Regions from separate parts of the Mus musculus genome. Here region 1 is linked to region 2. The links are chromatin loops, found by intact Hi-C in ENCODE. Cell type or tissue: heart. All regions are shown on one strand. Each heading gives the region's core, and the rest is flanking DNA. Links, peaks and the distances in the headings are about the cores only.

Region 1 (10,436 bases), core at 2,437-10,436, 72 kb before region 2:
ATAAAGGGAAGGGGGGAGGGGAGGCTAACAGGCCTTCCACCAGGTCCTGCTGCAAAACAAACACCAAAACCAAGTGAGGTGTGGCACTCCTATCTATAATCCCAGCAGATTGCCATGCTAAGGAGTTCCAGACCTGCGTGGGCTACAAAGACTTGGTCTCCAAAAACCAAAACTATTAAAAGAGCAAACACTAACTACTGTGACAAGAAACTTAGCAAAGGTACCTGTGTGTACAGTGAGGGCAGCTGGCTATGAGGTTACAAGCAGGCTTGAGAAACATAGCCCTGACCAGAGGAACCATGGAACTCAGTCTCCTGGAGGCAAAATCCAGCCTTTAGGCCTTGTTGGATTTGGGTCAGGCTGGCCCAAGGCCCCAGATAGGGAAAGGAGGGAGGTCAGGAAGAGTCCAATTTTGTTTGGGAACGGTATACATCTCTATTGAGCCACAGCCACTGTCACTACATCTATATAAAGGGGACAGACGGGCCTGGTTTCTGGCTCTGTAGACCTAGCCATCTGACCTTAGAGCTAAAGAAAAAGATACTTGGAATGACACGGGACAGAGTAGCTATGAGAGCCCTCAGCAGACAAGCCTTAGGAACAAGCGGGCTAGGTAACAAGAGTCCCTACAAGTTGCCATGACGACAGGTCAGGTCTTCTATATAAAAGGCTGCCTGCCTCCCTGCGGGCAATGTCCAGCACTATACATGGACAGGGCAGCAGCGGGAGAGAGAACAAATCCCTCTTTAGCACCTAAAGACCTTCTCCTACAGAGAGCCCTGCCCAAGCTACAACGATGTCAGTCTTCAAGCCACTTCCTGTCACCTCTGGCATGGAGATGCCCAAGACTTCTTGTGTTGGACTTTATGGCTAGAGAGCAGAGCCCCACTTCCTGAATTATATTATCTTCCCATCAACCACCTGGCCTTTCTAGACCTCAGAAAATAAGTAGGGAGCCATGATTCTTCAGTTCATGCCAGCGAGAGGGGAGGATCTGGAAGCTAGAGAAAGTCTACAGAGCAGGGGAACACACACACACACACACAGAGCAACCTGGTAAATGAGTAAATATTTAACCCCTGACGTTCTGACCCCGGCATCCTGACCAGCAGGACAGGGCCATAGCTTAAAGGGCTCTGGCTCAGGGCCTATTCTGTGACTTGTTCTCTGTCTGGCTTCCTTTTGCCCTTTGCTGCCACCCTCGCCTCAGCTCCATGATCTCCTTCCCATACCAGTCATGCAGGGTAGAGAAACAGGAGCTCTCAGGGGACACGGGGCTCTGTCCCATGCTTAGGAGGAGGCTAGCAGGGCCCTGTAACTCCCACTCGGTCAAATCCCGACCTATTGGCCGGATCCCCCTTTCTTCCACAGTACCAATGGAACTGCGGTCCCTGGGGAGAAAGTGGCCGTTCTCAGGGTCTGGAGCTCGGTGGTCAGGAGCCTGAGATTTACTACAATTGGCAACAGCCCTCTGGGATGCACAGCGATGCAAGGCCAGGCTCTGACGGGCATCCTGCAACTGGCTCTCCAATTCTCGCACCACAAGTCGCATGTAGCCAAAGCTGGCTCGGGACAGTGCCTTCACCCATGCCTCTTGGGCAGCCTGCCCATCTGCTGCCAGCAGGTGTGGGCGCACTCCAGGGGCATCAAAGCGAATAGCGAAGGCGAACTCCTCGGGTACAGGAGCCTCGGCCAGCTCCACCGTGCAGCCTTCCAATACCACAAGACTCAGCGGGACCCGGCTCTCTCTAGTCTCGAAAGAGAATAGCAGATTGCCCTTGAGAACAAACCAGTATCTTCGGCCAGTGCCACTGGGAGTGGGTGGGGAACCTGGTCCTCCCCAACTACGCAGAAAGCCAGTGTGGTCTGCCGGAGAATCACTCAGCGCATAGTGGGCCACACTCCTCTTGTTCAGCTTCATGGCTCCCACGAGAACAGTGAGATAGAGAGATGGTAGCACCCGCAGGGAAGGACCCAGCTCAGAAGACCAGCAGCCCAGTCCTGTGGCTCCTACAGACCATGTTCCTGCAGTTCTCAGACTTCAGCTGAAGGACTAGTCTTCCTTGCCTTTCATCTCAAAAGTCTTATAAGGGTCACCAAAAAAATTTAAAAAAAAAAAAAAAAAGAACCTGGACATCAAAACACTGTAACAAAAAAGACAATAGTTGTATCAGGAGAAGAGCCCAACATGGTGCTTTGTTTGTTTGAAGACAGAGTCTCATAGCCCAGGCTGCTCTTGAACTCACTATGTAGCCAAGGATGTCTGATCTGAATTCAGCTTCTGAGCTGACTGTCCCCATCTGCCCAGTTCTTCCTGCATACCTACCCCATGCTCAGCTTCTGTCATGCTAGGTTTTGAAGGCAGGAGCCCTGAGCACACGGAGCCCCAGCTCTTCTGGGTGTTCGTTTGTTTGTTTGTTTGTTTGTTTTAAGCATACAGCACCCAGTATTCCCAGTTGGTCTCCCATCCGAATACTAACCAGGCCCGACCCTGCTTAGCTTCCAAGATCAAACAAGATCAGTCGTGTTCAGGGTGGTATGGCTGTAGTTTTTAATCATGGCTTTCAGGCTGGGTCATACCATATCCCTGGCTAACCTGGATATTCCTTTTGACATTTTTTTTTAACCCAAAGAAATAACCCCTGGGGAGGGATGAAAGGGACCCTAGGCCCAAAGACACTTTTGTGCTTTAAACATCCTAAACATGGGGCCCCTCACTGCAAGTGTAAGCTCAACCTCCAGGGAGCCCACGACTTTCCTGAGCCCCTACTAGCCCCAGTGGTATCCAGCCCACATTTCAGAGCCAGATGGAGGCAGGGGAGGGACAGGCCAGTGACCGAGACCACCTAGGGGTAACCACATCACACCAACGAGCACCAGAGGAAGGAGGAGGTGACCAGGGGTGAATGGGACCGGCTCTGTAAACTCCAGCGGTGTGTCCTGGGGCACTGAAGACATAGCCACTAAATTCTGGTGCTCCAAGGTTCCTATACAGCTGAACTGGCAAGGGTCATATGAGGAAGAGTCAGCACTTGGTCTTATAACTTCTAGGTGGGGCCTTGTTGGTGACACACTTATCAGCAGAGTCACAGAAGGGGACAGGGTGGCCTCTTATCTAACCACACAGCTCAGCCACATGGTTTCCAGAGAGCCTGCAAAAGGGTTCTCAGAGAACGTGAGAACTGTTCTAACTTCAGGGCCCCAGTAAAAGGGCAGCCTTTTGCCGGAAGCGCTCCTCCTTTTCATAATCTGCTCATCCCGTAGGGCAACTGAAGTTCCCTGTATGTCTTGGCCCACTGTCTCTTGACTGTAATTCTGGGCTCCCTGGGGCTAGGTAGGTCAGTTAAGTGCAGTTAAGATTTCCTGGCTGTCCCTATGGGATTTCCGTCACCACGATATTGGGGAGAAGTCTCCTGATTACTGATGTACCCAAAGATCGAATTTGGCTTTGTCCCTTTCGCGCACCTCCCCTCCCTATTTGCAGGACATCTAGAGTGGTTAAATCGCCAATAATCAGCCCTGTGCAGACTTGCTGAATTTGTAGGAATGCATCAGTAGACAAAACTAGGTCCCCGTCCTCTTGAAATCTACTTTCCAGCAAAAGAGACACTCCGTAAGCAAATACAATTAAATAAATAATGAATTAATCAAGTAGTGAGTGATAAAAAACGTAGCCAGGAGGCGGGAGGGGAAGAAGGGCTCCAAAGAGAGAGAAGCAAGCAGGCCTGGAATAGAGGAAGGCTGTTCTAGCCGCTGCCCTTTGTGGGCCCCAAGGAGGGGCTGAGTCCACGCACGCCTGCGGCCGCGGTCTCTCCCTCCGGCAGCCCTGCTGGTGCCTGGGTCCCCTGGATCCCGCCCGGGCTTTCCAGCCACGTCCACGGCCACGCCCTCCTGGTCACCTCCTCCCGGAGCCCGCCTGACCGGCTCTCACCTCCGGCGCCCGAGGGCCTGGCCCGTCGAGTGCGATGCTGTCGCCCCCTGGGCTTTCTCGCTCTGAACCCCGGCCTCCGCCCAGGTCGCAAACGTGGCCGCAGGAGCCGGGAGACCCCGCCCGGGAGGCTCGGGGTACCGCCCCGGCCGCTCCCCGCCCAGTACCCACCAGGCCTCCAGATCCGCAAAGTCGCCTCGGCTCGCATATTGGAGGGAAACTGAGGCCCTGGAAGGTGGGGACCTGCCTGCGCCACAGGACTCGTCGGTGAGGGGTCGTCTCGAACCCCAAGCCCAACCTCAGGCTACCCACAGGCCTCCAGCTCTACACCGAAGAAGAATAAGGAGTGCTCTTTTTCCCCCAAAAGTTTCCCCTTACAGCCCATCCAGTATCTCCCCGATCCGCCCCTCTCTTCCCTCTCGCGCGTGCAGAGCCAAACCAGACAAATCATCAGATAGGGCGCTTCCTAAAGCGAGCTCCTACACATCCTGCAAAACCCTGCTAAGGTTCTCAACCAAGTCTTTGGCTTAGCCCCATCTCTGCCTCTAGATATTGGCCATTTCGGCTTCTATCACCCACCAACGCAGGTCTGCAGTCCACTTGTGGTCCTGAGGCTCTACCTGGAGTCTGTCCATAGGCTTGCAGGGAAGGCTGCGGGGAAAGCACTAATAAGATAGGAGACCAGGATTCCCGTAGTCGCCCTGAATGCAACTGTGTTCAAATGCCTGCCTGCCTGCCCACGGGCTTTGTGGATTCCCACCTCAACCCTTGCTTTGCAGTTCCTGAAGCCCAGCCGGCCCTCCCCTCTCACCCTACCCCCACTTAGAGCTCCTTGACATTTAGGTCTCAGCTGTCCGCTCTGAGGTCTCCTCCCTGACCTCACAATGTAAACAAGCATACCCTACATTTTGCTGGATGTTTTAAGGGGGGAGTGTGGTGGTTGGTGGCTGCAATGTTCACTAACTTTTCTTCAACTAGTAGTATCCACTAGAGTAAATGTGTTACAAGGTGAAGGTCGCGGGAGGGTGGGTAAGGGGAGAATACAGCATGAGTTTCCTGAGGAGGGAGGGGAGAGCTTGCCGTTTTTAAATAGAAGAATGGGCAGAGTAGACCTCACTTGGACATATAATTAAGGGAAATGAGGGTGTCGGCTATGCCCATATCTAGAAGTGCATTCTAAGCAGAAGGCACAGCTGGTTCAAAGGCTGTGTTTGAGGGGCCACAAGGAGGGCAATGAGGAAGATGACGGCAGGGAATAGGGTCAAAAGGTAGAGGGTGGGGTTTAGAAACACCATTTCCCCAAACTAAGAGAGTAGCCATCACACAGACTTCAGAGAGACAAGACCAGGGCTGGGTTGGGTTCGTTTTTTTAGGTTAAGTGTGTGCCCGATTATCTGCCTGTATGTGCACCATGTGAATGCCTGGTGGCCTCAGAGTTCAGAAGAGGGCATCAGATCCCCTGGCATGTGAGTCTGGAGACGGACCCTCGTGCTCTGCCAGAGCACTAAGTGCTCTTAACCACTGAGCCATCTTACCAGCCCACAGAGCTGAGTTTTCAGGTTTGCCTTGGCTGCCTTGGAGAAGTAAGGTGGACAAAGGAGGCCCTTGAGGGCTGTCTCCGAATCATCCAGGCAATATGTAATGAGGCCAGCGTTACTGGGTGGGATGAGAGGTGGAATTTAAAGGCAGGAATCAATTTTTGGACAATTGCATGTAAAGGCTGAGAGAAAAGATTGGCAGAGAAGTCGGTTTGCCATTACCTGATAGGAGGAAAATGGCACAGATTCGGAGAGGGGACAGCTATGATCATCATCGGTGTAAAGGCATCCAGAAATAGTGGTTGGCACCTAGCCTGTGTTTAACATATGAATAAGTAATGAATAAATACATTTGGGGAGTGGGTGGGCGAACAACCCCTTGGGTGTCAGGTGGAGGGGGCAGCCTCCTGACCTTTCGAGAGCTGAAACCCCACCCAGCCTCTTTCACTACCGTTTTCGAGTGGTTAAGAGCAAGGTTTCAGGTGGATTTCTGAGTTCGAGGCCAACCTCGTCTAGAGAATGAGTTCCAGGACACAGAGAAACCCTGTCTCGAAGAAACAAAACAAAATAAAACAAACAAACAAACAAACAAACAAACAAAAAAAGAGCAAGGTATCGCCCTCTGTAGGAATTCACTGCACAGCTACTTACTGAGCACGGGCAGTGCGGGCCACCACCCCCGCCCTCTGGGGCGGAGGACGGAGGACTCCAACCAGACCCGAGGCACAGCGGCGCGCGCACAGGGCGCCCAAGCCGACTTCCCACGGGAGCGCGCCTCGGGAACGCGCAGAACGCGAGCTTAGATGGGCGGAGCTTTTGGAGGCTGGGAGCTGGGGCATAGAGGGAGGGCACGGCGTTGCTAGGGGATTCTGATTGGTTGCTCAAGAAGGGTTGTCCCGTGACATTCCGCCTCCCGGGTCGCTATAGGTACAAGCGGCCGCCACGGGGGCTTTCACGGCTTACCGCGGACTGAGCGAGCGCGAGGGTAAGAATCAAGGGGGACCCTGGGCCTGCGATGTTTAAGAACCGAGAATCTGAACCCACACGGGGACCTGGAACCGGACATGGCCTATAGCCTTCCTTCTTCCTGGTATTCCTAGAACCAGTCACAACCGCTCTTGGGCAAAGTGTCCTAGACTATTTGTAGTTCTAAAAGAAGAGCTTAGATTCCGGGAAGTAAAGGGTAGGGAAGGAGTGTGTGAGGGTAGTGAAAGCGACTTGGGACCAAATGTGGAATCCGTAACTTTTATTTTCGGAGATAGGGTCTCTCTACCTAGTAGCCCTGGCTGGCCTGAAACTGGCTATGTGGACCAGGCTGGCCCAGAACTCAGAGATCCTCCTGCTTCTACCTCCTGAGTGCTGAGATTAAAGGTGGGTCCCACTATGCCCGGTGGGATACATAACATCTGTTATCTTCCACAGTTCAGCATATAAAGCTGCTAAGAGCAGATTCGAGTGGGTCCTGAGATTTGACTCCAAGGCAATGTTGCAGAAGACAGGTACCCTCACCTACTCAGGTGGCTTTGCAGGGGAGGACTGTGGCGAGGAAGCCCCAGCCCTCCTCTTTCTTGATGGGGGTATGTGGGGAGAAGTGTGCCTCTCCTTGGAGCTGGGCCAGGAAAATCAAGGAGATGCCCCACACCTCAGAATCGTTTCCCCTCCAAAGAGGCCACTTCCTTTTTCAGCCCTGCTCCAGTGTATAGGTCCTATCTTACCCGATCCTGGCGGGCTGTAGCAGCCCTGTCATGTGGGTGTGGTAATTTATATATAAGGAAGCTGAAAGCCAAGAGGAAGGGGCTTGTGTAGGTGAGCAGCTGGGTACAAGTCCACCCTGACCAACCCCTTTAGGCCCTTCTGAGGCTTTCTGAGGTGGAGAGCAAAAACTCCAAGGCCTCAGAAACCCAGAGTCCACAATGAACTGTCATTTCTGTGTAGGGAGGGAGGGAAGAGGGCATCTGGTCTCATGTATATCAAGGACATGACTTCAGGGGTCCGTTCCATTGATTCCCAGTCTGTAGCAACAGCTTTTTGAATACATTACTTTGCCCCATGTACCCCCCCCCCCAGACTGCACTCACAGGCTGAGGCAACTCTAACCCTACTGGCCTGTACCTGGGGAGGGCTGAAGGGCTGGAGGGGTTGAGGTGATGACTGGGGTTGGGGGGTGGGGTGCTGTAGGAACCATTTACAAGTCACCATCCACCTCCCCCTCAGTGCTCTTACTGGCCCTGGTGGCTCAGGTACTGATGCTGGAGAATGGGCTACTGCGGACTCCACCCATGGGCTGGCTGGCCTGGGAACGCTTCCGCTGTAACATCGACTGTGTGGAGGACCCGAAGAACTGCATCAGGTGAGTAAGATCTGCTTACCCAGGGCAACAAAATGGGGTCAGTGGGTCAGTGGGTGAAAGACACTCATCAGCAAAAATTTTAAAAAAATTTTTTTAAATAGAAAAATGCAGAGTCAGAATGAATGTATCTGACACCTAGCCCCATGACCTGCTTGGGGCCTCAGTAGGTGTACTTGGCCTCTGAGGTAACTGAAAGAAGATAAAATGCCAGACAGGCCCCACAGGCTTCCCTAGGCCTAGTCCTGCCCTTTGGCCTGGATGCCAGACCACCTCTTTCTCGCCCTACCCTAACCCTGGAAGGTCATTTACACTTGTTATCCTGGCCCCACCTCAGCTGACAGTAGAGGCTTGGTTTTTTATAGCCAGAATTCAGAGCAGAGAGAAAGAGCGGGAATGAGGGACATCCTGGGGAACTGAGCAGCACAGCCCCACTGTCCCTTGCTAGTGAACGGCTCTTTATGGAGATGGCGGACAGACTGGCCCAGGATGGATGGCGGGACCTGGGCTATGTATACCTCAACATCGATGACTGCTGGATTGGTGGGCGTGACGCCTCAGGCCGCCTAATTCCTGATCCCAAGCGCTTCCCTCACGGGATTGCCTTCCTAGCTGACTATGTAAGTCCAGCTCCAGCCCTGCCCCTTACTTAGTGTGAGGGCCTGGGACTCATTATCACAGTCTCCATGGAGAATGCGGCATAGTGGCAGAAACTGAAAAAGGAACACACACATATTATTGGCCTAATGAGGCGAGAGCCAGAAAGGGGCCTTAGCAAAAAGAACAGTCCCCTGGAGGAGGCATCTGGTTGAATCCATCCCAGAGGTGGGACCTCTGAAGCAGTAGCAAAAGCTTCCAGGCAAGAGACAGCTGGAGAAAAAGTGGCCACAGCTGGCAGAAACCAGCCACTGGTTCTTTTGGTCAGTGGGAGCCACTGAGAGTTTCTTCTTCTTTATTGAGACAGGGTCTTGTGTAGCCCAGGATGACCTCCAACACTCTGTAGCTGAGGATAACCTTAAACTTCTGGTGCTAGCTGGGTATGGTGATGCATGTGTTTAATCCTGTGCTCCAGAGGCAGGCAGATCTATGTGAGTTCGAGGCCAGCCTGGTCTACATAGAGAGTTCCAGGATAGCCAGGGTTACATAGAGAGGCCCTGTCTCAAGCAAACAAACACGTCTACATGTCACCATGCACAGTTTATGCAGTGTGTGGGGAAGAGAGCCCAGGACTTTTCACATGTGTTAGGCAAGCACTCTGCCAGTTAATTTACATCCCCAGTCCTGGAAGCCATTTAAGAGTTTAATGGGCTCTAGCAGAGGTGCCTGAGAAGAGGGTCTCACTTGAGCCGTGTCTCTTCAACCCCCGCAGGCTCACTCTTTGGGTCTGAAGCTGGGCATCTATGAGGACATGGGCAAAATGACCTGCATGGGTTACCCTGGTACCACCCTAGACAAAGTGGAGCTGGACGCGGAAACCTTCGCGGAGTGGAAGGTGGACATGCTGAAGTTGGATGGCTGTTTCTCCAGCTCCAGAGAACGTGCAGAGGGTGAGTCCATCCACATCTGGCTGGGACGCAGAGAGAGATCGGCAGCTGTGGAGCTGTGTCTGCATACAATGGTGGCAGTTGTCCCAAATCCCTCACCCCTGCTTACAGCTCCCAGGCCTCCTAAAGGTAGCTATGTCACCATACCTACCTCCTAAGGCTTGGCACCCAGGAAGTAAGCCTTTAGGTACAGGGAGGCACGTCCTAGGCTGTCCCCTGTGCCTGGTCAAGTCACCAAATTGGGGTTTCTGCAGGGTACCCCAAGATGGCTGCTGCCCTGAACGCCACGGGCCGTCCCATTGCCTTTTCTTGCAGCTGGCCAGCCTATGAAGGGGGCCTACCCCCCAAGGTAAGCCATTCTGTCTGCTACGGCTTCCCACTCCCATGCCCCCTCACCTCCTATGTGCCAGGCCTCTGGGAGGCTGCCACCACAGCTAGAGTAGCCAACACAGCCATATGTAGGTGTCTAGAGACCAGGTCACTGAGCCATAGCCTCTGGCAGCTTATCAGGCTGCTGGGGTTGCATCCAAGGCAGGCAAGTGGTCAGAATCCCTGGGTGGCCCAGAAGGCAGATGAAACCATGCATAGCCTCAGAAGGGCCCAGACCTCCAAACCTAAATGAGGCAGGTGGTGGCACTGTCACTGAAGAAATGGGTATGTATGGTATGTATGTGGCACATGGTGGTGGGCGTGTGTGTGATGGGGATGCCCCCTCCCCTATATATATGGAGAGAAGGACTGGGCATTCCCAAAATGGGGCCACATTCCCAGACTACACGCCATGAGAACCTGTTCTCTGCCTCATTCCAAGTCTCCAACTGTTAGCCTCCCCAGCTGGTGGGTGACCCCTTGAGCAGCAAGGTGACTGGTGCTAACTCCTGCCTTTTCTGATGTTCAGGTGAACTACACCGAGGTTTCCAGGGTCTGCAATCTCTGGCGCAACTATAAAGACATCCAGGACTCCTGGAAGAGTGTGCTGTCCATCCTGGACTGGTTTGTGAGACACCAGGATGTACTGCAGCCGGTGGCGGGTCCTGGGCACTGGAATGACCCAGACATGGTACCAGCCTGGAAGAAGA
Region 2 (16,954 bases), core at 4,418-12,417:
CCCTGCCCGCGCGCACCGATGCCGCCGCTGCCACCGGCACCACGTGACCCGCGCGCAGGCCAGCCTCGCCGAGGGCCCCTCCCCTTCCCGCAGCTCCCGCGCCAGCACGAGGGAGCGGGTGCCGGAGCTGGGGATGCTCGGCCGGGTAAGGTGCCTGTATCCCAGTCCTTGTCTGTCTCCTTAGAGCCTATCCCTAGCCCCTTACCAGGTCCAGGGCGCAGGAGGCTGGTGGCAGCTGCCGGCGACCGTGCGCGTGCGTGAGTCACGCGGTGATTGGGATATTGCGCTGGATCGCCGCGGTTCTGCCCAGGCGCGGTTGCTGACTGAGCTCCGAATCAAGAGAACTGGGTTCCAGACCCAGCTCCCAGCCTAGGTGCTGAACCCTATAACCCTGAACTTCCCTGAGCCTCTCTTACCCACCCAAAAAGTCTTTGATGCATTGCTAGTTGATCAACCCTGAGAACACAGAACTGAGGATGACCAAACCTCCTTGACCTTAAAGCTTATGGATGTTAATAGAGAAAACAGAAAGTTGGTTCGCACGGGTGCTAGGGCATCATGGAGATATAATGGAAGATTTGGGACAGGTGAGGGCCAATGGAAAGGCAAATGGAGAAGAGAGGAAAAGAATAAAGGGGCGTTTTCCGTGAAGGGCAACGCGGGCAGGGAAGCCCGGAGTGGGTAGAGCGCTGTGTGTAAGAGAACACTCAAAACGTGAACCTGGTCTGAGGCAAGAAAGATGGCAGACAAGGGTTGCCCCATCTAAGAGAGTGGAGAGGCAGGCTGCACAGTGGGGTTAGGGGTGGGGATAGTGAGACTTTTTTTTACCTTCTGCCATCAAATAACTAAGTGCCTGTCGCAGCTTTGTAGAGGAGGGAAGAAGCAGAAGTATACATAGTAGCGACAGCTGCGAGGTGTGGCTGTGCACGCCTTTAATCCCCAGCAGAGGTTAGAGCGCTCTGTGGGTTGAAACCAGCCTAATCTACATACATAGTTCCAGGACAGCCAGGGCTGCATAGAAACTATATATGTATATTTGTATGTACAGTTTACACATATATGGTGTTTGAAACCAGCCTAATCTACATAGTTATAGTGAGTTCCAGGACAGCAACATGGTCAAGGACAGAGACGGTACATAAGTCAAATTGGGAATAGACTGAATGGGATGGAGAAGAAAATGAGGAAGACTGGTTACCTGGGAATCCCATCACCATGGTTCCTGCAGCTGAGCAAGATGGGGGAGGGCAGCAGCTGGTTCTAGAAGAAAAGGGCTCCCTGCCTCTGGACATGTCCTGGAGATACCCAGGGGGAGTAGTCCAGCAGAGTTCAGGAGAGAGAGCTGAGCTGAAGCTGGAGAGCTGGGGTTACACCGCAAAGAGTGAAAACGGAGGCCGCATGCACAGTGGGATAGGAGAGGCTCTGACGAGCCGAGGACTCAGCTCACGAATTGGACTGGATATTTCCCAAGCCTTTCTCCTGACCCAGAATCTGAGCTGAGACATCCATAGAATTTCTAGCCCTTGTGCTGACCTGTTTATAGACATGTATAGGATTTACACACACACACACACACACACACACCTCCAACTTTAAAGAGCTGGAGCCAAGACTTCCAGGTAAGGCTGGCTGTGAACGTTATCCTTCCACCTTTACCTCCCAGTCACTGACATTCCTTTTAAGTAGCAATTCTGTGTTTTTGCTCATTAGCCTTTTTTTGCGGGGTGGGTGGGGAGATGTCCAGAGAGGGTTTCTCTGTGTAGCACTAGCCATCCCAGAACCTGCTCTGTAGACCAGGGAGGCCTCGAGCTCAGATAGACTTTCCTTAAAGCTGGAATCATCTACAAATCACCCAATTATCCTGACTTTTTAGAGAACTAAGAAACAAGCATAGAGCCAGGCGTGGTGGTGCATGCCTTTAATCCCAGCACTCAGGAGGCAGAGGCAGGCGGATTTCTAAGTTTGAGGCCAGCCTGGTCTACAAAGTGAGTTCCAGGACAGCCAGGGGTATACAGAGAAACCCTGTCTCAAAAAAAAAAAAAAAGAGGAGGAGGAGGAGGAGGAAGGGGAGGAAGAAGAAGAAGAAGAAGAAGAAGAAGAAGAAGAAGAAGAAGAAGAAGAAGAAGAAGAAGAAGAAGAAGAAGCAGCAGCAGCAGCAGCAGCAGCAGCGGCAGCAGCAAGCATAGATCCTGGTCAAGAAGGGGACTTAGCATATCCTCAGCTGTGAGCCTTCCTCCTGACAGTGTCCTTCAGCCCCTCAACCCCTGCCCCCTTTTCTGCCACCTATTCAATTCTGACCAGAGAGCCCCCACTCTCTTTCATAACCTGGTGAGCTGGATGCATCCCTGCTCACCCACCAGCAGATCTTCCCCCAACCAAGCTCTTGCATTTACCTTTGGGTTCTGGGGCCAGGTCCAGCGAGGTGGGTTCCTTGAGGCTGTCTGTGGAAGCACCCACAGCTCCATGGTCCTGGGCTGGGTCTGTGCTTCTGCTCGGCTTTTGAGGAGAGGTAGCATAGGTAACCGTGTCTCTGATAGTCCCATTGTTGACAGTGTGTGGCTTGGTCTCACTACTGGCTGGGTCTGGGCAGACCAGCACAACTGAATCCATGGCTGTACCTAGTCTGCTTGTCTCCAGTGCAGGAGAATCTGTCATTGTGTCCGGCCTGCCTACGGTGGCTCTGGCCAAAGCTTTGACTGTGTCCAACCTGGTTATGCCCTGCTTGGCCTCATCCGATGTTGGCAAAGCCACGTTTGAGTTCCCCGTGGTCAAAAGCTTGACACTTTCCTGCTTGTCTGATGCTGCAGTTACCAAATTCGGAACCTGGCCTGACTTGGTTGTCACTGCTCTAGCTAAATCCCTGGCTGTGCCTGCTGCAATTGAGTCTGTCACTTTTCCTGACTTGGATACTACAGGTAAGTTGGTGGCCAGGTCCATCCTGGCATCCAGAACAGGAAGCTCTGCGCTTCTGACCAGTCTGGACTGGTTTAGTGTAGGCATATTGATAGCCAATTCCGGTCTGTGGAGAGCCACTGTGCCTATATGTCTGGCTTTATCTAGTTTTGTGCTCACAACAGACACATTTGCAGCCGAGGTAGCCCTTTGGAGGTATGCTCGGGATCTGGGAATACCCCTGGGCCTGCACTTGCCTCTTCCTGGAGAGGCTCTGGAAGGGACTTGTCCCATGGGACCTGGCCCCGGGAGGCTTGACGAACTCTGAATGAACTGAGCTTGGAAAGGTAAAGTCAGGCATGAAGACACCAGAGGTTTATTCCCTGTGGGTGTTCTGCTGGCTTTGGTAAGTTCTGGGTTCCCATGGCCTTCAGAGGAGGTCCTGACCTGTGGCACATGAGCCATGAGTGGCAAACTTGAAGCAGACAGCCTCCCTTCTCTGTGGGTGACAGCCTCCTTGTGCAAACTGGGCAATTCTTCCCAATGAGAAAGTGAGGCATCTAAGGGCCGCGTTTGGACATTCTGGTGTATTGTTAAGGAAATAGAGCTGAGTTTCCTGGGCATAAAGCTATTGGGAGGCATGGAACTCAGGGACCCCGTGGCAGTGCCCTGTTGGGACATACTACAGGCCCTGGATCTAATGCTTGGCTGTTTGGAATTCTCTAGGACACTGCTTTGGGGGAAGGCATCCAAACGCCCAGTCTTCTTGATGACAGGGATGAGGGGGGACACATCTGCAGTGAGCTTTTGGTGGGTGTGGTGCCCCAGCATGTGGCTGTGAGAGAAAGATGTTCTGGGGCCTGGAGCCCTGTGTGGCTGCATCTCCGGAGGAGCAGGTGCGAAGGCGTGGTTCATCCAGGCTGTCCAGCTTTCCCTAAGGCAATCACAAGGGAGGAGGGAGGGACAAGGACAAAGTCTCAGCTCTCAACCAGCAGGTGGCGCTGCCAGCCTGAGGGAACCTAGCGTGAGGGCCTTAGGGGAGTTTGTGTTTTCCTATGGCCCAACAGCTTCCACCTGCTGCAGATTGACACACACCTCATACAGCTGCCCAGTCTGCAGCCACATTATAGGCACTGCCATCAAACAACTTGCCCCTGACATCAGAGAACCCAGCATGGAGTTTAGCTGTCTCTTTTCCCTGGTTCCGGAGGGTGGATGCTCTCCCTGGACAGCTCTGTGGAGGTTACATATGAATTCAAGGACTCTGGAGGAAGGCAATCTTGCCTGTCTCTTGCAGAAACCACCATAGCAATGAAAACAAGAGTCCAGGTATCTGGGTCAGAGACTGTGGGATGTCCAGGTGGCCTGAGAACAGAGTCTGAACCGGGAGTCCCTGCACCCCACTAGGAAAGAGCCCCTGAGCTGGAGTATTGCTGGTGAGAGACATTTGGGGGAAGCCTGAATAGGGTGGATGTCAGCTGAAGGAAACTGTGCCTGGCATCAGGCAGCTCCTAAGGACAGCCCACAGATGAGAAGGGAGAGCCTCCTTTTGAAAGCCCCAGCACAGGACTTCCAGGCTCTGCTTGGCAGAGTAGAGATAAGGCTGAAGGTGAACAGGGTCCAGGAGAGGCTGCAAAGCTGTTCGGGTCCTGCAAGATAACTTGATGCTCGCTGCTCTTAGGAACAACCATTTCAAAGACAGCTTGAAAGGGGAAATGTTGGGAACGGATCTGAGAGTACTGGATCCGTGGGGCGTGACTGAAGGACTCTGAGGTCTGGGCAGTGGGTCAGGGATGAGGTTGGAAAAGGCTGCCTGGGGGCAGGGAGTTGAGAGAAAAGGGGGTCCCCAGCTCGATGATCCAGTGTTGACAGGTGACAGGTTGACAGGTAGTCGAACCATACTCCCCAAGGTGGTCTCCAGGGTCCCCAGGGGGCTGACTGGTGCTGCCTCTGGGACAAAGTTATCTCCATTACTTTCAACACCACAGGCCAAGACTGGCCGGGGGGGGGGGGGGGAGGGCAGGGGAGAGGCGGGGGAGGTGAGGGCTGCCAGTAGAGAGTGGTATCGCATCCGTCTCTCTGAAGTTTGGAACAGGAGAAGCAGGATGCAAGGGGGCTCTTGTTCTGCCTTAAGGGATGGCTTTAGCCTATCATCTCTGGCCATGTATTTCTCTCAACTGTCCAGCCTCTCTGCCTCTTCTCCATTAGGCATATCCCTGCCGCCCTGACCTCTCTTGCCCACTGTTCCCACCACATGCACCTGGGCACACCGTGTTCACCCTTCGCTTAGCCACAGACCCAAGGACCAGAACTCCTGAGGTCACCTTGTTCTTGTGTCACTAGATCCTTGCCTCCTCAGTGAGCCCCGTGTCCTGTGAACACCTTGGTTCTACCCTCCCCACATACCCACACACACACACACACACACACACACACACAAACAGGCAGGCACACCTACCTGGATCAGAAGACAGAAAAGAAGCCGGTGGTTTTCAGTCAAGGAAGCTGACCTCTTGCAGACCCCACCCACTCCTCTGCACCCAGAGGCTAGCCATGTGGCCGGGCTCAGAGACCTCTCTTCTCTGGGTCCTCTCTTGAGCTTTCACTAAGCCTCCTGATCATAGTCCACTAGCTGAGGGCCCAGTTCTCCCCTGACCTGTCCCTCTCGCTGGACTGGGCTCCGGGCAGGGAGGCTCTGGCCTCTTGAGAGTGGGTGGCAGTGAATGGCTGCTCTGAGTCTCTGGAATCCTACAGAGCTATGGGCGTCAGCCAGCTGAGCTGCCCTATACGCGCAGAGCCACCTAGGGAGGGGATGGCACATAACCCATGTGTCCTTGTCTCCAAGACTGGACCCTTGAGAAGTGTCACCAGTAAGAGAGAACTGAGCTACTCCAACGGTGATGTCCCTGTTTGTCTCATGCCCTCCCACTTTCCCTCTGCAACCACCTAAGACTTTGCTGACCCCAGGGCCATCTGTGTCCATGCTCCTGCGGTTGTGCTTCATGTTGGGATTTCTGTGTATACAACTGTACCCTTCAAATCCATTCTCTGAGACCCATCCTGCTTCAGACAGATCCTCTGCTAAGTAAGACTCGGGGTATGAAGCTAGCCAGCCCCGGGCCAGACCTCAAAGAAATCCACAGACCTACCCCAGCTGTCTCTGGTGAGGCAGATCCTCAGCAGCCTGTGGCCACTGGGCTAAGAACCTTTTCCTGGGTTCCCCAGCACCAGGCTGCTCTGTCACATGATAGTATGAGAAGGACCGTGGTGGGAAGAGACGCCATTGGCTGGGTACTTACTCTGTGCCAGGGACTGAGCCAGGCTGGAGAAACTCAGAGTCTTCTGCCAAAGCCAGGCCCGTAAGCAGATGGGCACAGCATCTCAGCCACAGAGTGCAGGCCACAGACGTGCCCTAAACACTCACTCTGAGCCAGGAGCCAAGCCCAACGTTCTCTTGGCATGTCCTCGACCCATCATCTTGCCACTTCCTTTCTGCCATACCCCACAACACTGGGGGCTCTGGCCTGCTTTCCTGTGAGCTGCTCGCCTTGGCGAGTGAGCTTCTGGCCGGCCAATAGAACTTTCTGTGATAATGGAAATGTTCTATGTGTCCACTGTCCAATAAAATAGCCACCAGCCACAGGCGGCTCCCGAGCACTTACCACTATTCTATGATGACCAAGGACCTGGATTTTTTTTTTCAATTTTATTTCATTTGAATGTCCATCTACCATATTGGACAGCAAAGTCCTGAAAGACGCAGATCTTATCCTTCTCTGGGTCCCAGGGCCTAACAAGAATCACTCAGCATGTTTCTCACAGTGACTGAATGATGAACGTGTGGGCCCAGGATCCTCTTCTCTTCTCATCCCATTCTCATCCCTCTGAGCCTTAGGTTGCCATAGCTGGCTATGCCCTGGTTACCAGGCAACCTGCAAGCAATCACAGTGGAGGGGGAGGGGCGCTGTCTGAGTTCTTTCCCCTCCCTACATGTTTTGAGGCCCTGAGAAAAGAAAGAGGTGGCAAAATCAGCCTGGACACCCTGGGGAGCCGGCTCTGTAGGGCCTACACTGCCTTATTACCTCCTGGAGATCAAGCAGCTGGGTGGGGCTGAAGTCAGGGGCCCTGGGTTCTCCTTGCCTGACCACTCATTATAAGACTCCTGTCCAATAGGCCAGGAGGTGGTGGCACACACTTTTAATCCCAGCACTAGGAGGTAGAGGCCGGTATCAGTAAGTTCCAGAACAGCCAGGGCTTTACACAGAAATCCTGTCCCGGAAAAAAACAAGCAAACAAAAAAACCAAACCTAACAACAATAACAAAACCCTCCTAGTTCTCAGCTGTCTTCTCAGTTAGAGATTAGATGCCCTGAAGTGATTTCTTCCAGCCTGAAGATCTAGAATCCACCCCGCCTCCCTCCTTTCAGAGCAAGACCCGCGTCCCATCCATCTCTGTCTTTCGCCTGCTGGTCTGCCTCCTTTCCCTCCAGGGTTGACTGACCATCTCTGAGCAAACCTCTTGTCATTTTTTCTATCTGCAGCCGCTGTAGCCGAGACATTTGTACTCAGCGTCATGTATATAGGTATAGAATACAGTCCTATACATCGAGTACTTACTGAGAATAATTCAAAGGAATTGATCCATTTTGCCTGGGGATTGGTATAGTGACAGAGCTCCCGGCTGACGTGCATAAAACTCTGAGTTCAGTCCCCAGAGCCACAGAAACAACAAAACAGAATAACACCAAATAGATAACATTAATTTGAAAAAAAGAAATTTATTTTAAAATAATTCTTTGGTACACGTAAAAGTTTACCATTTGTTAAAGACAAAGGCAAATTTGCATATTAATGAGGTAGAGATGTTCGTTTGTTTTTATGAAACTAAATCTTAGCTGTTTCAGTGGGTTTTTTCCTAGAACTGATGGATATTTTGATTGTATCATTGGCAATGCTCAGACTGCCATTTTGCATAAATTAAAATAATAGCAAATGGCCTGTATTCAGAAATTGTTAGAAATGTGTTACCCTACTCCCAAGTCAGATCTCCCTTAGTCTTCTTCTGAAACTCCAGACAGCAGCTGAAGCAGATGTTTTTGTTTTAGATGGGGTCTTACATATACCAAGTTGGCCCTAAACTTCCAAAAATGACCTTGAACTGGTGTCCTCGGGCCTCCAGTGATGGTGGCTGCGATTACGGGCGGGCTCTGCCACACCTGGTTTATGCACAGCCATGGACTGAGCTAAGTTTCTACTTAGCCAATAAGGAGCAACTGGAGGAAAATGCTGACTTCGTTTTCCATCATGTTTCTACATTAGCAGCAAAGACATTGCAATTTACAATGTACCATAGCGTCTGTGAGCTTTTAGGTGGTATTCCTCGGCAGTGTATGGCATGCGTCGGTCAAAGTGTGCACATCGAACGTTCAATACTAACACACAAGAGTTGGCAGAAACAGCCCAGATTCATTTTGAGTTCGATGATTCAGGGTTGTTGTGCATTCAGAAACCTTTTGCTGCTGGGCGGTGGTGGCGCACGCCTTTAATCCCAGCGCTCGGGAGGCAGAGACAGCCGGATTTCTGAGTTCGAGGCCAGCCTGGTCTACAAAGTGAGTTCCAGGACAGCCAGGGCTATACACAGAAACACTATCAAGAAAGAAAAGAAAAGAAAAAGAAAGCTTTTGCTGTTGCCCAGTTTTCTCCACTCCCACATTTATTTTCTGGTGGCCACCCACAGTTTCCAAACGTGGGGCTTAGCAGAGTTGGTTGCCGCAGCCCCACCTCAATTACAAACTTGGGTCCAGCTGCCCTCTAGTGGCCAGAAATGGTACTGTGCACCTGTGCATTTTCCCACCAAACACTGAGACGCTTTCAAGGGTCCTCCAAAAACAGACACCTTCACTCCAATCTTTACGGTGGCCCCCCTGACAAAGAGTGCGTGCTATGATACCTCTCAAACTTGTGTGTTCTGCAGCCACGTGAATTGGAACATCTCTTTGTCTTTCTGGGCCCCACATTGTTCTATAATAGGGGTAGGCTTAGATAGCATGGGTGACAAACTTCCAAAACCCTAGAGGCCGTGACACTAAGAACTAGTTTCTCATTCATGGCTCCTGTCCACAACACCATGAACCAACTATGTCCCACGTCACCTTTGCTCTAGGGCCCTCCAGGTCATTATTGCCAGGGGTTGTGACAAACTGCAGATTAATGAATCCCCTTGCCAGCCACTAATGGCTTTGATTTAATTAGAACTCATTGGCCAGAACAAGCTGGATGAGCCGCCCATTACTAGAAGGCAGGAAGGTAAACTTCTATGGCACACTGAGAGCTGAGGAGCCAGGACTGTTTGGTAAGCAGTGGTATGGACACATTTCAGGCTGAGAGTGACCTCGGGGAGCCTCAAGTCTCGCCCAGCGCTGTTACTGTACACTGCCCTCACTCTATGGGAGCTATGAAAACCGATGACTCTGGAGGTAGGCAGCTTGGTGGTGGATGGTGTGCCTAACATGTAGAGGATGCTGAATTCAGCCATAAACATACAGATCTACAAACACACACACATGCACAAACACATATATGCACACACACAAGCATACACACACACGTTTGCACACACACAGTTGCAGCCTTAAAATTTCTATTTTCAGGCTGGAGAGATGGCTCAGCGGTTAAGATCACCGACTGCTCTTCCAGAGGTCAACTCCTGGCAACCACATGGTGGCTCACAACCATCTGTAATGAGATCTGATGCCCTCTTCTGGTGTGTCTGGAGAGAGCAATGGTGTACTCATATACATAAAATAAATCTTTTTTTTTTTTAATCTATTTGCTTGTCTATTTACCCCCATGGTTTCTTTCGATTGCCAAAAACCTGTGGGAAGCTACTCAAAGCCACAAAACCAGAGAGGGTCTTGCCAGAGTCACACAGAGTCCAAAGCATGGGCTAGGCTCTCAGATCTCCATACTTTAACTCCGGGTGGGCGAGAGGGAGAAGGTCTGCCTACCTAAGTCCCCCGGAAAGATTGTTAACCCAGATTGTGACCACCATGTGTACCTGCTCATGTACGTGCACATATGTGTATGTTGTGCATGCATGGATATCTGCCTGCATACAGAGGTCAGAAGTCAATGCTTGGTGTCTTCCTCACTCTCCCTCTTGTTTTCTGAGAGAATCTCTTAATAAACATGGAACGCATTGATTTAGCTAGGGTGCCTGCGCAATGAACTCCAGGGACCCTCCCGTCTCTGCCTCCGTCCTACCGAGGGTACAGGTACACTTGACTTTTATGTGGGTGTTGGGAAGCCAGCTCATGCTTATGCTGCAAGCATTTCACCTATGGAGTATTTTCCCAGCCATTGTTCTCTTGTTTCTTTGTTGTGGTTTTTGAGACAGGGTTTCTCTAAGTAGCCCTGGCTGTCCTGGAACTCAATTCCTCTGATTCAGAAAATCCACTTGCCTCTGCCTCCTGAGTGCTGGGATCAAAGGTGTGCGTCACCACACCCATGAGGTACTCCTGGTGGCCACTTTTCAAGGGCGCTGAAAGCCTCCACACTTCCCTCTAAGCTACTCTTTTGGCCTCTATTAGCCTTGGAGCTCGGGCAGGAGAACAGCGGGGGAGGAACAGAGAGAAGCCTGTCCTGCCCTCTCAGCTGGAATTCGAACACTGCAGCCGTTCCCACTCAGGACCCTGCACACGCTAATTCCCTGTCCTCTGGCTCTGGGCTGAGCACAGACACACCCACTCTGGCAAGCCCTGCCAGCCCCTGGGACTCCACAAAATCTCCTAAAGCAGCTGAAAAAAAAATCCCCTGCAATCTCGGTTTCCAGGGTTCCCTGCCAAAACCAGGCTACTGGCCGCCATGCTGAGACACTTCTCCATGGCACGTCAAAAAATCACACACAAACCAGGGCAGGAATAAGTTGCCGATGGGGTCAGAAGGAAGTGGTAACTACAAGCTCATCGGGTTTTCTCCTAGGTCTAAACTGCCTCGAAAAGCTGCCTTCCAGCCAGGTGAGTGGCACAGGCTAATCCTAACCCTTGGGAGGCAGAGGCAGCTAAATCTCTTGAGTTCAAGGCCAGCCTGGTCTACAGACGGAGTTCCAGAACAGTCAGAGATACACAGAGAAACCCTGTCTTGGAAAAAGAACAACACCCACAAAGGGGGGTTGAGGGGGTGGAGGGGCAGAAGAAAAGATGGAAGGAAGGAAAGAAGGGAGGGAAGGAGGAGGAAGGAAGGAAGGAAGGAAGGAAGGAAGGAAGGAAGGAAGGAAGGAAGGAAGGAAAAGCCACGCTCCAATCCCCCGCTACCAGTCACAACTGTATTCCATGCTCTGGCCTCGTGACACAACCCAGTTCTCAGTAGGTACCCTAGGGACATCACAGCTTTTCCTGGCATATTCCTCTTCCCTTACACGGAAAACTCTTATGCAACCTTCCAAACCCATCATCCTGGTCACTTCCTTGGGGAAGCCTTCCTTGACAGCCCCCTGTGGGGACTCGGGGCTTCTTCAGTCATGTTTTCAGTTCCCCTCACCTTTGACCGCTGCTATCTTTCCATTTACCCTGTTTTTGTTGTTGTTGTTGTTGTTTGTTTGTTTGTTTGTTTTAATTATTTATTATATACACTGTAGCTATCTCCAGACACTCCAGAAAAGGGAGTCAGATCTCATTACAGATGGTTGTGAGCCACCATGTGGTTGCTGGGATTTGAACTCAGGACCTTCGGAAGAGCAGTTGGTGCTCTTACCTGCTGAGCCATCTCTCCAGCCCTTGTTTTTGTTTTTGTTTTAGCTCTTTGCAGTCAGGGGCAACGTGGGTTCTTTACATGTTCTAGCTGGGATTTGTGTGGGGTCAGAGTAGGTTCTGCCTCTGTAGCTAAACAACACTTCATGGTTATATAATATTTTCTTCCCCCATGACTTCCTTAACATTTGCGACCACCAGTGAAGCTGAGCAGACATGATGCGCAAATAGACAGATGTCAAGCCAGGCGGTGGAGGTGCACACCTTTAATCCCTGAGTTCTGAGTTCAAGGCCAGCCTGCTCTACAAAGAGAGTCCCAGGACAGCCAGAGCTACACAGAGAAACGAGAGGGGGGGAGGGGGGAGGGGAGGGGAGGGGAGGGGAGGGGAGGGGAGGGGAGGGGAGGGGAGGGGAGGGGAGGGGAGAGGAGAGGAGAGGAGAGGAGAGGAGAGGAGAGGAGAGGAGAGGAGAGGAGAGGAGAGGAGAGGAGAGGATGGTGATGATGGTGATGATGATTGATGATGATGGTGGTGGTGGTGATGATGGTGGTGATGGTGGTGATGATGGTGGTGATGATGATTATGGTGGTGGTGGTGGTGGGGATGGTGATGATGAGGATGATGAAGATGATGGTGATGATGGTGATGATGATTGATGATGATGGTGGTAGTGGTACTTCCTTGTTGCTTCTGTTTTCCCTCTGGCTGGCAGGAAACCCGGGGACAGTAATAATAGTATTACCGCAGGAATAAGTATTTCAAGATTCTCCTGCCTCTGCGTCTCAAATGCTGGAATTACAGGAATAAGCCATTATAGCCAGTGTATAGCATAATAATTGTATACAAAGTGTTGTGCACACAAGGTGAGCATTCTAAGCAACAGAGCTACCCAGCCCAGGCCATGTACTGTTCCTTGAACAACCATAACTGACATTTTGCACCACAGTGAGCTGAGGACCGCTCGCGTCTCCTGACGCGATGGATGAGAGGATACACGAGAGGGATCTACTTGAAACTGGCGTGGGTTCTTTCTGGAAAGATCAGATATGGAAAATTCATTTATGAAACAAGGCCCACGGTGAGATCGGCAGGAGGTCCAGATCTGAGCTCAGAAGGCTCGATGAATCCCCAAACCCTCCTGGCTATGGAACACTTGGTGGTGGACACTGGGCAGAGGCAGCAGCTGTTCTGAGAGCCTGACTACCTCAGAGACTCTGATCGGATCCCAGTCAGACACATTGTCATGTTCAGAGCCAGGAATTTCACACTTCAGACCCAGAGTGCCTTGAATTCTATTTTTAAAGGCGTCAGAAATGAGGTCCTAGTGTGAAACCTCCTGACTTGTGAATGCTAGCAACCAACTGCATCTTTTTTTTCTTCAAAACACTGTTTTGAATAAACCAACCTTGCCTGCAGGCCACATTGGGGCTCATCTGATCAAGCCCAGTCTACTCCCAAAGGACCTGTCTGATAAGGCAGGGTGACTAGGGGTGAGTTTTAGTGTTCTTTCTGGAATCTGTCTTCCCCTCCAGACATTCTGAGAAAGCTACCCTGTTCTGAGACAACTCAAGTCCAGGGCACATTGTCAGTCCAAGTGAGCCTGAAAACCAGCCTGCCTCCATCTTAGACTTAAAAGCCATCTTATTTATAGTAAAGAGAAACTAGGTTTACTCCTGTTTATGATTAAATCTGTTTCTCAAGGATTGAGCTATGCCCCACCTGTAACTTTAACTACAAATGGCTCTTTGCTGCCTGTTCCAAGAAACAGCAACCATGTCTTTGTTTCAAAAGATACTTTAACTGTCTTGCAATCCTAAAGGTTATATGGCCTCTATCACTATCTTATTATGACTACCTGTTGGTTGGGATCGCCTTGTTTTGATGGCTGTGTTCTGCTCCTGTAACCCTGCCAATTTTCTCCCATTGAGAAACCCCCTACCCCTGAGATACAAAGCCTTGTCGTCTTCGCATCTAATGCTGACCTCTTGAATCCCTCCTTAGGGGGATGCAGCCTGTGCGTATGATTTTTAAAAAGCTTGCTTTAATTAACTTGGCCATGACGATTTGAGGGGGTGGTCTTTCTCCTCTCATCTTTGAGATTAAAAGGCCCAGACCCAAACTGGACCATGTGTAGGATCCTGAGCCACATTAGGCTAATTGGTTCAAAATGGACCTGACCTAGGATGAGGGATAAGTGAAGGCAGGAGGAAAGTCAGGAGTTCAAGTCCAGCGTCAGCTCAATTATCTAAAATAAGCCTGGGCTGAAGGAGACCCTGATGGGATGACAGAGGGAAGGGAAGGCAGGGATTAGAAAAGCTGGCAGTAGCTCACTGTCGCTCCCATAGTGAGAGAATAATGGCTGGTTAAAAAGGTGCACAGAAGCAAGTCTAGAAAGTTGTCAGAGAGAAGTGGGGTGTGGTTCAATGGTAGAAACCGTTCCTAGCATGAATAAGGCCCCAGCTCCCATCTCTAAGGTGAGGGGGGTGGGGTGGGGGGACAAATCCTATAGCGCCTGGGCACTTGGGAGGCAGAGGCAGGTGGATCTCTGAGTTTGAGAACAACCTGGTCTACAGAGCAAGTTCTAGGACAGCCAGGAACACACAGAGAAACCCTGTCTCAAAAAAAAAAAAAAAAAAAAAATCCCTACAGGATCCACCTGATTCTAGAGAGCCTGAACCCTTGTTAACTCCTTGTAAAGGACCAGAGTTGACAATGCTCTCTGATACCTCCCTTTCTTGCCCAAGCTCCCCGGGGAGATGGGTTTCTGCTCCAGAAGCCACCGCTCCTGTGCTGTGCTTGTGCATATGGCTCAGGGCCTTTGCAGCCCCGCGTTGCATCAGAGCATTGAACAGAGACAACCGTAGGAGTCTGGTCTGCAAAGGTGGCCATAGAACCTTTATTAGCGTTGCACAAGTGAAGCCGCAGCAGGACAGACTGAGGGAGGCTGCCAATTTGTGTGCAAAGTCAAGTAATGAAACCTCCACACAAGAGGAGCTTCCAGAGTGGGCAGGCAGGGCTAAGCTCAACCCTGGAAGTGCAGCATGGGATAGAAAGGAAGTGTGGGCAGCCTAGCGGTAAGGGTGGACCCTGCTGTGGACAGTCCTCCCACTGGCCCACTTTATCCCCACCACTGCCTGCTCTGCCTGGGGCCCCACTCTCTCCTCTCCTCTTCTTCTCTTTCTCCTTCTCTTCCTCCTCCTCCTCCTCTTCTTCTCTTTCTCCTTCTCTTCCTCCTCCTCCTCCTCTTCTTCTCCTTCTATCCCTCCTTCCCTCCCTCTCTTCCTCCCCCCTTCCCTCCCTCCCCCCTCACATGTGTGCACACATACAGGCACACCCTCCCCAAAGTCTTACCCTTCTGCACACCCCCACCATACACTGTCACTCATTCTAAGCCTGACCTCTCAGAGGTGAGCGGGGCTGATCTATACCAAGCCAGGATCCTTCTGAATTAGATTCTTGTCTTGGGACAGTTTTGAGGCCTGTCCAGCTCAGCTGTGCAACAGAGATGGGAACAGAAAGCAACTCAGAATTCAGTGGGACAGTCAGACCTGACTCCAGGTAGAGTGGTAGAGGGAAGGACAGCACAAAGGCACTGAGGGCTAGTGGAGGGCTAGTGGAGGATGTCCCCAGAGCTAGGAAGGGAAGGCATAGGGTGAATGGGCTCAACTCTGAGATTTTGATCCCACAGCAGCAAATAAGATTCAAGTGCCTGGTTTCTACAGAAAGGGGCTCCCCTGAACAACGAGGACCTCTACTGGGCTGCAGATGGGTGGGTGGAAAGATCAAAGGAGTCGTCCCTCTGTCAGCTTGGAGCGTCTCAGGTACCCAGGCAGTCTCAGACTTCTGGGCCTCCGAAAGCCAGGTTGTCCCGCATCATCAGCGTCTTGCGGAGATCACGGTCCACCAGGGGGCGCTGCATGCGCCACTTGTGCGCCTCCTGCAGGCCAGGCTCGAAGTAGTAGATGCAGGCTCCAAAGCCCACCAGGATGAGGACGGAGATGACCAGGTAGACAGGCACAAACCAGTCCAGAAAGTGCGGCATCGCGCAGGCTTTGGCTGCCAAGACATAGACAGGAGGACACAAGAAAGCTCCTTTGTAGTAACCACCCAGAAAGAAAGAGCCGCGCTCCTTCCATCATCAGATGGGGCGTGCCTAGGGGAGTGAAGGACAGTACCCGAGCAGACCTCAGGGTGATTCAGCGACTCAGGTCTTCCCCCTTCAGCATGCACCTCTTCACGAGGACACTCAGTTCCTACTCATCCTTCAAGAAAGGGATTTATAGCCGGGCGTGGTGGCGCACGCCTTTAATCCCAGCACTCGGGAGGCAGAGGCAGGCGGATTTCTGAGTTCGAGGCCAGCCTGGTCTACAAAGTGAGCTCCAGGACAGCCAGGGCTATACAGAGAAACCCTGTCTCGAAAAACCAAAAAAAAAGAAAGAAAGAAAGAAAGGGATTTATAGCCAAGAGCTGCGCTGGCTCCAGACCCCATCTAACGTCTATGCTCTCGGACAAGTGGCCTCGGCTTTCTCAGATAGAAGGGGAAACTAGTACAACTCCACCACAGGTCATGAAGAGCAGTCATTGGTGATTAATCCTTGCTGAAGGGGTGGGAGGGGGCGTGCATGCGCAAAGCACTCACTGAAAGAGAACAAGGCTCAGAGGAGGAGCCTCCTCGGCTCTCTTTACACCCTGAGGCCCCGCTGACCCTGCTCCTTGCCAACACCCCCATCCACCCACTCACACACACAAGGATGACTTGGGGACGCAGACAAGTTGCAACCTGGTGAACTTATGGAGTTCAAATACTAATCCCCAGGGCACCTGATCTGTTATCAATAGAATCTACACAGCCGAGTTTTGTGATTATGAGGCCATGGTCCCTGGTGCCATGTAACTTGGGTATGTATGATCAGGGGTTCTCGGACTGTAAATGGGGACGGCAGCTCCTGAGTGGTAGGGGCTCTGCGGCTGCTAAGTGAGTTAATGTAGGTGAGATATTCCCATACCAGTGTCCTCCATGTAAGTGCTGTAAGGTGTTCTTACGCTCTACCGTTCCGTTCCTTAGCTATAAAAAGAGATTGAGCCGGGCAATGGTGGTGCACGCCTTTAATCCCAGCACTTGGGAGGCAGAGGCAGGCAGATTTCTGAGTTCAAGGCCAGCCTGGTTTACAGAGTGAGTTCCAGGATAGCCAGGTTACACCCTGTCTGGAAAAAACAAACAAAACAAACAAGCAAAAGAAATTTTAAAAAGTGTTTTGTTTTTTTTAAGACAGAGTCTTGTATGTCTAGGCCGGCCTCAGTTTGACAACAACCTTG

Evidence for each region. A loop is a pair of places that touch in the nucleus more often than their neighbours do. Peaks named below come from ENCODE experiments on the same cell type or tissue, not always from the same donor. Only the 100,000 strongest peaks of a DNase experiment are listed, where the experiment ranks them.
Region 1: a loop joins it to region 2, with 2.4 times the contacts of the local background. A loop is called at or near these places in 6 of 42 quality-filtered maps.

What each region holds. Positions count from the first base shown.
Region 1 is chr15:82,334,767-82,345,202 of GRCm38, reverse strand. Naga (N-acetyl galactosaminidase, alpha) reads left to right here and starts at 6,377. Exons shown (of 10, transcript NM_008669.4): 1 at 6,377-6,451; 2 at 6,889-6,965; 3 at 7,681-7,816; 4 at 8,262-8,433; 5 at 9,183-9,360; 6 at 9,612-9,706; 7 at 10,256-10,417. The coding sequence starts at 6,950. It overlaps Pheta2 (PH domain containing endocytic trafficking adaptor 2), which reads right to left and starts at 4,024. Exons shown (of 2, transcript NM_177391.4): 1 at 3,932-4,024; 2 at 1-2,144. The coding sequence starts at 1,921. The coding sequence ends at 1,142. It also overlaps the pseudogene n-R5s41. In heart, for the core only: a CTCF peak has its summit at 6,116; DNase peaks (open chromatin) are centred at 2,932, 3,952, 6,262, 7,102 and 2 weaker places; H3K4me3 peaks cover 4,284 bases; H3K27ac peaks cover 5,283 bases.
Region 2 is chr15:82,258,305-82,275,258 of GRCm38, reverse strand. It overlaps Septin3 (septin 3), which reads right to left and starts at 6,457. Exons shown (of 12, transcript NM_001368785.1): 1 at 6,192-6,457; 2 at 2,394-3,826. The coding sequence starts at 3,807. It overlaps Gm52180 (a long non-coding RNA gene), which reads left to right. Exons shown (of 3, transcript XR_003951511.1): 1 at 1-145; 2 at 2,638-2,915; 3 at 9,543-9,720. It overlaps 1500009C09Rik (RIKEN cDNA 1500009C09 gene), which reads right to left. Exons shown (of 2, transcript NR_037697.2): 2 at 14,513-15,694. In heart, for the core only: a CTCF peak has its summit at 8,712 (motif pointing left); no DNase peak of the experiment used is centred there; H3K27me3 peaks cover 915 bases.